2 separate regions of the Mus musculus genome follow, and region 2 is linked to region 1. A link is a contact called in ENCODE Hi-C or POLR2A ChIA-PET data. All regions are on one chromosome and are shown on one strand. Each heading gives the region's core, a stretch centred on a gene start or an enhancer-like site at or near the end of the contact. The rest is flanking DNA. Distances are from core to core; before and after follow the strand shown.

Region 1 (3,079 bases), core at 226-2,725:
GGTTGTGGCAAGCAAAGGGCTGGAGGTAATGCTGTGGTCCCTCCTGTATCTTGTCCATTCCGGGCCAAGCTGGTCATTAGCTGTACCCATATCCAAGAAGTGTCAAGGCCCCGCAGGAAGTCATAGAAAATGACAAGGCCAGCCCTGAAGAATACAAATCTATGTACACAGAGCCCCTAATTCCTCCACCCGGCCAGTACTTTAAGCCTGGATGGCGGTTGGTGGGTCTCCATAAATGTCAGCATTCAAAAATGCTGTGAAGGAGGGAGCAGGCCTCACCCAGGATCATAGGGTGCTGGACCTAGAACATCTGATGCAGGTAGGAGGAAGTGGAGATCCAGACCCATTTTTCTTGTCATGGTTCCATTAAGTATCTATTGTGGACAAAAGAGTTCAGTCCTACAGAACTGCAATCTGCCCATGATCCCCAAACTGCATGTCAAGCCAGCCATCAACCCCGAATGCTGTCTTTCTCACAGTCTTTGAAGTGCCATGGAAGTTCTGGGCTTTTGTGGAACTTGTAAGTTGTGGTATTGGGGGTGCAACCAGTGGAGGGAGGAGGGAGTTATCACACCTACTCAGGTGTCCGGGGAGATCCCTGGATCCTAGAAACAACAACAAAGTGGCTTGAGCTGGAGGAAGCAGCAAACTGAGTAAGTCAGAGGGAGTACAGGCTCATAAACCAAAGATACAAAGATAGCTGTATTGACAGAAACACGTTACAGACATGGACTTCATCCTCCCGACTTGGTCCCTTCACCCCTTCAGAGTTGGGTTCCCTGGGATTGTCTAGGGAGAGGCTGTATTTTTCACTGACCCCAGGGCGACAGACTCAGGACTTTCTGCTTCTGCAATGCCAGGATTTCTGCCTCCAGGAGCCTGTTTTCGGCTTCCACCGTTAGAACCTCCTCAGAGGCGGCACTTAGTTTTTCTGAGATGAATTAAAGTGATCTGTCAAGCATTATGTAGTAATCCAACTTTAAGGGTTTCTGCACAAGCCTGGATTTGTCATCTGGCAATGGGTTTTCCTTCCTTGGGCTTACGTGCCTCCCATTCTAGTGGTGCTCTCCCTCAAGCCCTTTTCTCCTTCCAACTCTAGGACCATCAGTGTAGAAACCCTCTATGATAGACCCTTTCGTTCACCCTTGCGGTTTTGCGACCGCTGCAATTCCAGGGCTGACGCTTCCACTTGCAGCTGCAATATTTTGTCCAGAACTTCTGGGTCCCGGCCTCCACCGTGCACGTAGGCTTCACGTAGGATCCTAGCAAGAAGGCAGCAGAAAGCGATCTCCCAGACTGAACAGACTCCCGATCCTGTCCACCCAGGGCCGGGGTCCTCACCGGATCTCTGCAGCCAGCGTTTCCGGGTTGAACCGCAGGGGCAGGTAACAGAATTCCACTGCCCTATGGGTGTCCTGCAGTTTTCTGGCGCAAGCAGATGATGTCACTGACCCGAGCCCAAGGCCCCGCCCGCACTCCTACCAAAGCTGGGCCGGCAACTCACCGAGGCTGAAGCTGGAGCGCCTGGAAATGCGCACCTAGCGTTTGCAGTGCTCCCCGGGTCCGGTTGGCCTCTTCCTTGAGTTCTCTGAGCTCGCGCTCCAAGTCGAATGGGCGGGGTAATCCTCCCTTGGGTCCCGCCACGCTGTGGAGGCGCCGTTTTAATTCTGAGGGACAAATGGGCAGAGTCAGGGTGAGTCCGAGCACAGCGACAGGGCCGAGTCCTTACCTCTCACCTTCGCCGCGACGCTCCAGCGCCCGGCTCTGTGCTTCTGTTTCTGCCATGCGTCTGGCGCGGGTTCCCTGCAAGACTCGCAGCCTCTCCCCAGGGCTCCCTGCAGTCTGGGAAGTGAGACCCTCAGTCGCTCGGGGACCTATTTTCTGTAGGGACAGCAACTGCACCTGCAAATAACTCGGACCCGCTATTTCTGTACTGGGTGATTTCCAGCATGTAAATCTCTACACATGTAAAGTTGAAGTTTGTAGTCATGATTGGTGTGTACCTCCTCTGTCAGCCTCTTTAGAGCAGATGTGCTGGCTTCCTGATCACGGCTCTTTTCTTGTGCCATGATCTGGTGGCGGGGAGGCAAAAAACGTAAGAATAATGATTGATGGAAAACCTACCCCTGGCCACTGGCGGCCCTTACCTTGGTGCCTCGTTTGATCGCGACTGAAGGCTGTGATTTAAGTGTTACCTCCGGAGTCAGCCGGCCAATGCAGAATCGTTTGGTGTGTGTGGCCAACAGAGCCCAGGAGCGGAAAACCATATCACAGGATTCACAGGATAAAAGTCCTGATTCCCCTGAGTAATCGGCCATGGAATGGAATCTCTTATAGACACCAGCGTCCTACAGAGGATGTGACAAAAGAGAAAAGGCGGACTGGACAGAAAAGAGAGAAAAGGGACAAAGAATAGACCAAGTCTGCTAAATCGCCAGGTCCTTCAAATGTATGTTTATGTTTGGGGAGGTGCCCTAGCTCCCTGGGCAGCGAGTACAGGCTTAGGCAGGCCTGGGCAATGTGCCTGGCCACCTTTGGGTGGGGCCCAGGTGTGAAAATGTCAGTTTGTTCCACCAATTACAGTGAGTTTGGCCAAGTATTTAATTAACTGCGGCTTTGACTTCATTGCCTATTTAGCCTCTGATAGGCAACTGTCATCTGTACCACAGCTGTTCTCTAAAATGGACAGATTTCAAGCTAGAATTCTCCACTGTAGGGAACATTTCCGCACAAGGTAAACCTCATATTAGCAGTATGTCTTTGCATAAACCCATCTTTTACAGAATTAACACACCACACAATGGAATAGTCTTTCTAATTCCCATTCTGGGACAGGAATGATCTGAACCTTTCCAGTAATGAGAACTGGGAGACCCGTTGGGGAGAATACAATTTGTCAGATGGATACTACTTGTGAGTTAAACGAGCTCTTTCTGCTGGTCAAGTTATCGTCACCTTTACACAGATCTGTAAAAGCAACGTTCATCCTCATCTCCTAGGCGAATCTATGCCTAAAATGTTTTCAGGCTCTGAGACTATTGAATAAACTCACTCTAGCTCTTCCTCAAAGCTGGCTGAC
Region 2 (2,789 bases), core at 24-2,523, 88 kb before region 1:
TCCCAACCCAAAGCTCCAACTCCAGGGTAAAATTGAGACTGAAAAATCAGCCTTTGTTTTCACTTGCTAACAGCTCCACAGTGTGTCTAAATAGGTCAGCTCTCCCACCCTTTCTAAGCCAGTTTTTGCAATGGCATTTTATTCTGCATATTCATTAGGGAGAAACGGGAAGGAAATGGAACAGACACAAAAATCCCAAGCACATCAATGCCAGGACACTGGCATTTATTGCTTCAGATCTTTAGGTGTTCTGTTTAAGCTTAAGTTTTCTCTGCATAACTTGTTTGAGGCCAACCTAGATTTAGTAACCGTGTCTTAAAACGTTCTTTAGGTTTAACCCAGGGACAGTGGAGCATCATCCCAGCACTCTGCATGCTGAGGGAGGAGGATACTGAACCGAGGGAACACTTGTCTCAATTTCTGTATGAGGGAGGTTACGCAGGTTAAGGTAATTGCTATCTGATGACCGTAGTTCCATCTCCAGAATGCCCATAAGGATGGAAAGCCGACTTCTACAAGGTTCACACACACAAATGTTTAAAAGAAAAAAACTTGGGATGTGTAATCTCAACACTTGGGAAGTAGAAGCTTAAGATTCAGGAGTTCAAGGCTAGCCAAATTAGAGGCCAACCTATTTCCAAGATACTCTAAGAAAAATACAAAAAGAGTCAATGTACTGCTAAGAAACCGATTTCTGCACTATCGACCCAGGTCAACACCAAGACAAATAAATTGTTAAGATGTACAACATTAGGAGCTTCAGCGATGGCGCAACAATTTAAGAGCCTACACTGCTCCTTTCCGGAAAAGTCCTGGTTCAGATTCCTCCACCCACTTAGGATGGGTTCACAACCACCTGTAACTAGCTCGGGGGGGGGGGGGTGTTTACCACACAGGTAGACATACACATTAAAAAAAAACCCACAATCTAAAAGAAAATTTACGCCTCTCAGTATGAGTGCAAGTTGGAATCCAAGTTCCAAATTTCTTGGTTCATAATACCAATAACCAAAAGAAACGCCAAGAAAAAAAGCATCTTTCATCGCAAACTTTAAAAAACTTTTAACTGTTTTTTTTCAGGGACATGCTGCACCTGCAGCATAGCAACTACCTATCTGGTGTGCCCCCTAACATAAACCATCTTTTAATCAAACTTGCTTTGCAACGTGGCCCAGCATTTCCAAACTCAACCAATCCCGGAAAAGCGACTTCCGGCCGCTGAGAAGTCTCCGTAGGAATCGGACTAGAACGCCGGAGAAGGTCACGCCCCAAGCTCGCTGGAGGTTACGTTCCTACCACTCACGCCATCACCCACTATAGCACATCAGAAAACACAACGACACAGCCCAGTGCGCGCGGTAAGTTCCAGCACAAACTCGTCCCACCAAGCCATCTCCGCCCTCTATCGGTGAGCGGGAGAGGAGGAAACTGAACGTTAGCCTCAGGGTTCCAACAGGTCCGGGAACTAAGCGCCACGTGAAGAATGCGAGTAGAGCTCCAGCACTCGCGGGACCAGGCCTCGCCCTGCCGCTTCAGCCCGTGATCGCCCGGGACGAGCCGGGACCGGCCAGAGGGAGAAGGAACCAGTGATGGGCGCGAGCCGCGTTTCTCAGCGGCGATACCCGCACACTCACCAGGGTCGAGCCACAGGTCTCACAAACAGAAAGAGCCGTGAGAACGCAGGAAGAGGTCGCCCGACAGCGCGCGCGGGGAGCTGCTTTTATAGCCTACAAAGTTCTCGCGAGATTCTCACGGGCCGGGGGTGCGGGAAGAGGGGGACCTGGCTGAGCCCCGCCCCACCCTGGCCGGCCTACGGGGGATGACTCAGCGCTTTCCCTGGATGGGCCTGGAGTGGAGGGGGTCTCCAGGGGGAAACGCTCACACTTTCAGTGATGCTGTTCCCAGAGGTAGAAAAGCACTGCCCTTTGAGTCATTTCCTCGTTTAATCGGGGTACCCGGGTAATCCGTGCCTCTCTTTATTCCCAGGACCACTGTGTGCTGTGCAATCAAGACCCAAACTAGAAGAAGGGTCTGTTTTACTGCTCTTGGAAGGCCACGTCTAAAATTAAACCACGTTCAGGGGAAACTGTGCACCCAAATATTTCTCAGTCGCACCCCAGCCTCACAAACCTATTCTAGGGCTGGAAAAGCTGGCTCAGCCGTTATAAGCCCTGGCTGCACTACCAGAGGACCCAGCCTCAATTTCCAGCACCCACATGGCAGCTCATAACTGTGTAGATCCAGTTCTAGAGGATCCAACACCCTCACACATACATGCAAGCAAAACACCAATGCACAGAAAATGAAAAGAAATAAATCGTTAAGAACAAAAACAAAACTCCTGTTCTAGTCTGGTCCTCATTAACCCTCACCACTGAGGGCAGCCTCCATTGGTCTCTGATTACTGGATACTGCTTTTCTGTTTCACACCCATTTCTTGCATTATTCTTAAATCTTTCTGAATCTCAGCCTGTCACTAAACTGATTTGTGGTTTTAAAAACTGGGGCTCTGTGGTCAATTTCCTGAGTTAAAAGTCACTGTTCCAAGCCAGGCAGTGATGGCACATCTTCTTAGCACTCTAGAGGCAGAGACTAATGGAGCTCTGAGTTCGAGGCCAGCCTGGTCTCAATTCAATGCGAGTTCCAGGAAAGCCAGAGCTACACAGAGAAATCCTGCCTCCAAAAAAAAAAAAAAAAAAAAAGTCAAGAGAGTTAAAGAGGGGTCAGGCTTGATGGCCAGCACTGGGAAGGTAGAGGCAAGAGAACCTCTGTGTTTTTTAGTCCATCCT

Evidence for each region. Hi-C counts contacts between places; a loop is a spot of excess contacts on that map. ChIA-PET counts read pairs that join two places held with the same protein, here RNA polymerase II (POLR2A).
Region 2: POLR2A ChIA-PET joins it to region 1 with 14 read pairs in embryonic stem cell. The contact joins the promoter of AV051173 here to the promoter of C530005A16Rik in region 1. A Hi-C loop is called at or near these places in 1 of 37 maps with a recorded cell type or tissue (T-helper 1 cell). POLR2A ChIA-PET finds 5 or more read pairs at or near these places in 5 of 5 experiments (Patski and embryonic stem cell).

Annotation. Positions count from the first base shown.
Region 1 is chr4:116,596,026-116,599,104 of GRCm38, reverse strand. It overlaps C530005A16Rik (RIKEN cDNA C530005A16 gene), which reads left to right and starts at 1,475. Exons shown (of 3, transcript NR_029450.1): 1 at 1,475-3,079. It overlaps Ccdc17 (coiled-coil domain containing 17), which reads right to left and starts at 2,375. Exons shown (of 13, transcript NM_001037916.3): 1 at 2,148-2,375; 2 at 2,004-2,072; 3 at 1,737-1,842; 4 at 1,505-1,667; 5 at 1,342-1,425; 6 at 1,144-1,262; 7 at 818-931; 8 at 478-605; 9 at 280-374; 10 at 1-144. The coding sequence starts at 2,318.
Region 2 is chr4:116,684,506-116,687,294 of GRCm38, reverse strand. AV051173 (expressed sequence AV051173) reads left to right here and starts at 1,273. Exons shown (of 3, transcript NR_040442.1): 1 at 1,273-1,358; 2 at 1,457-1,650; 3 at 1,987-2,333. It overlaps Prdx1 (peroxiredoxin 1), which reads right to left and starts at 1,696. Exons shown (of 6, transcript NM_011034.4): 1 at 1,635-1,696.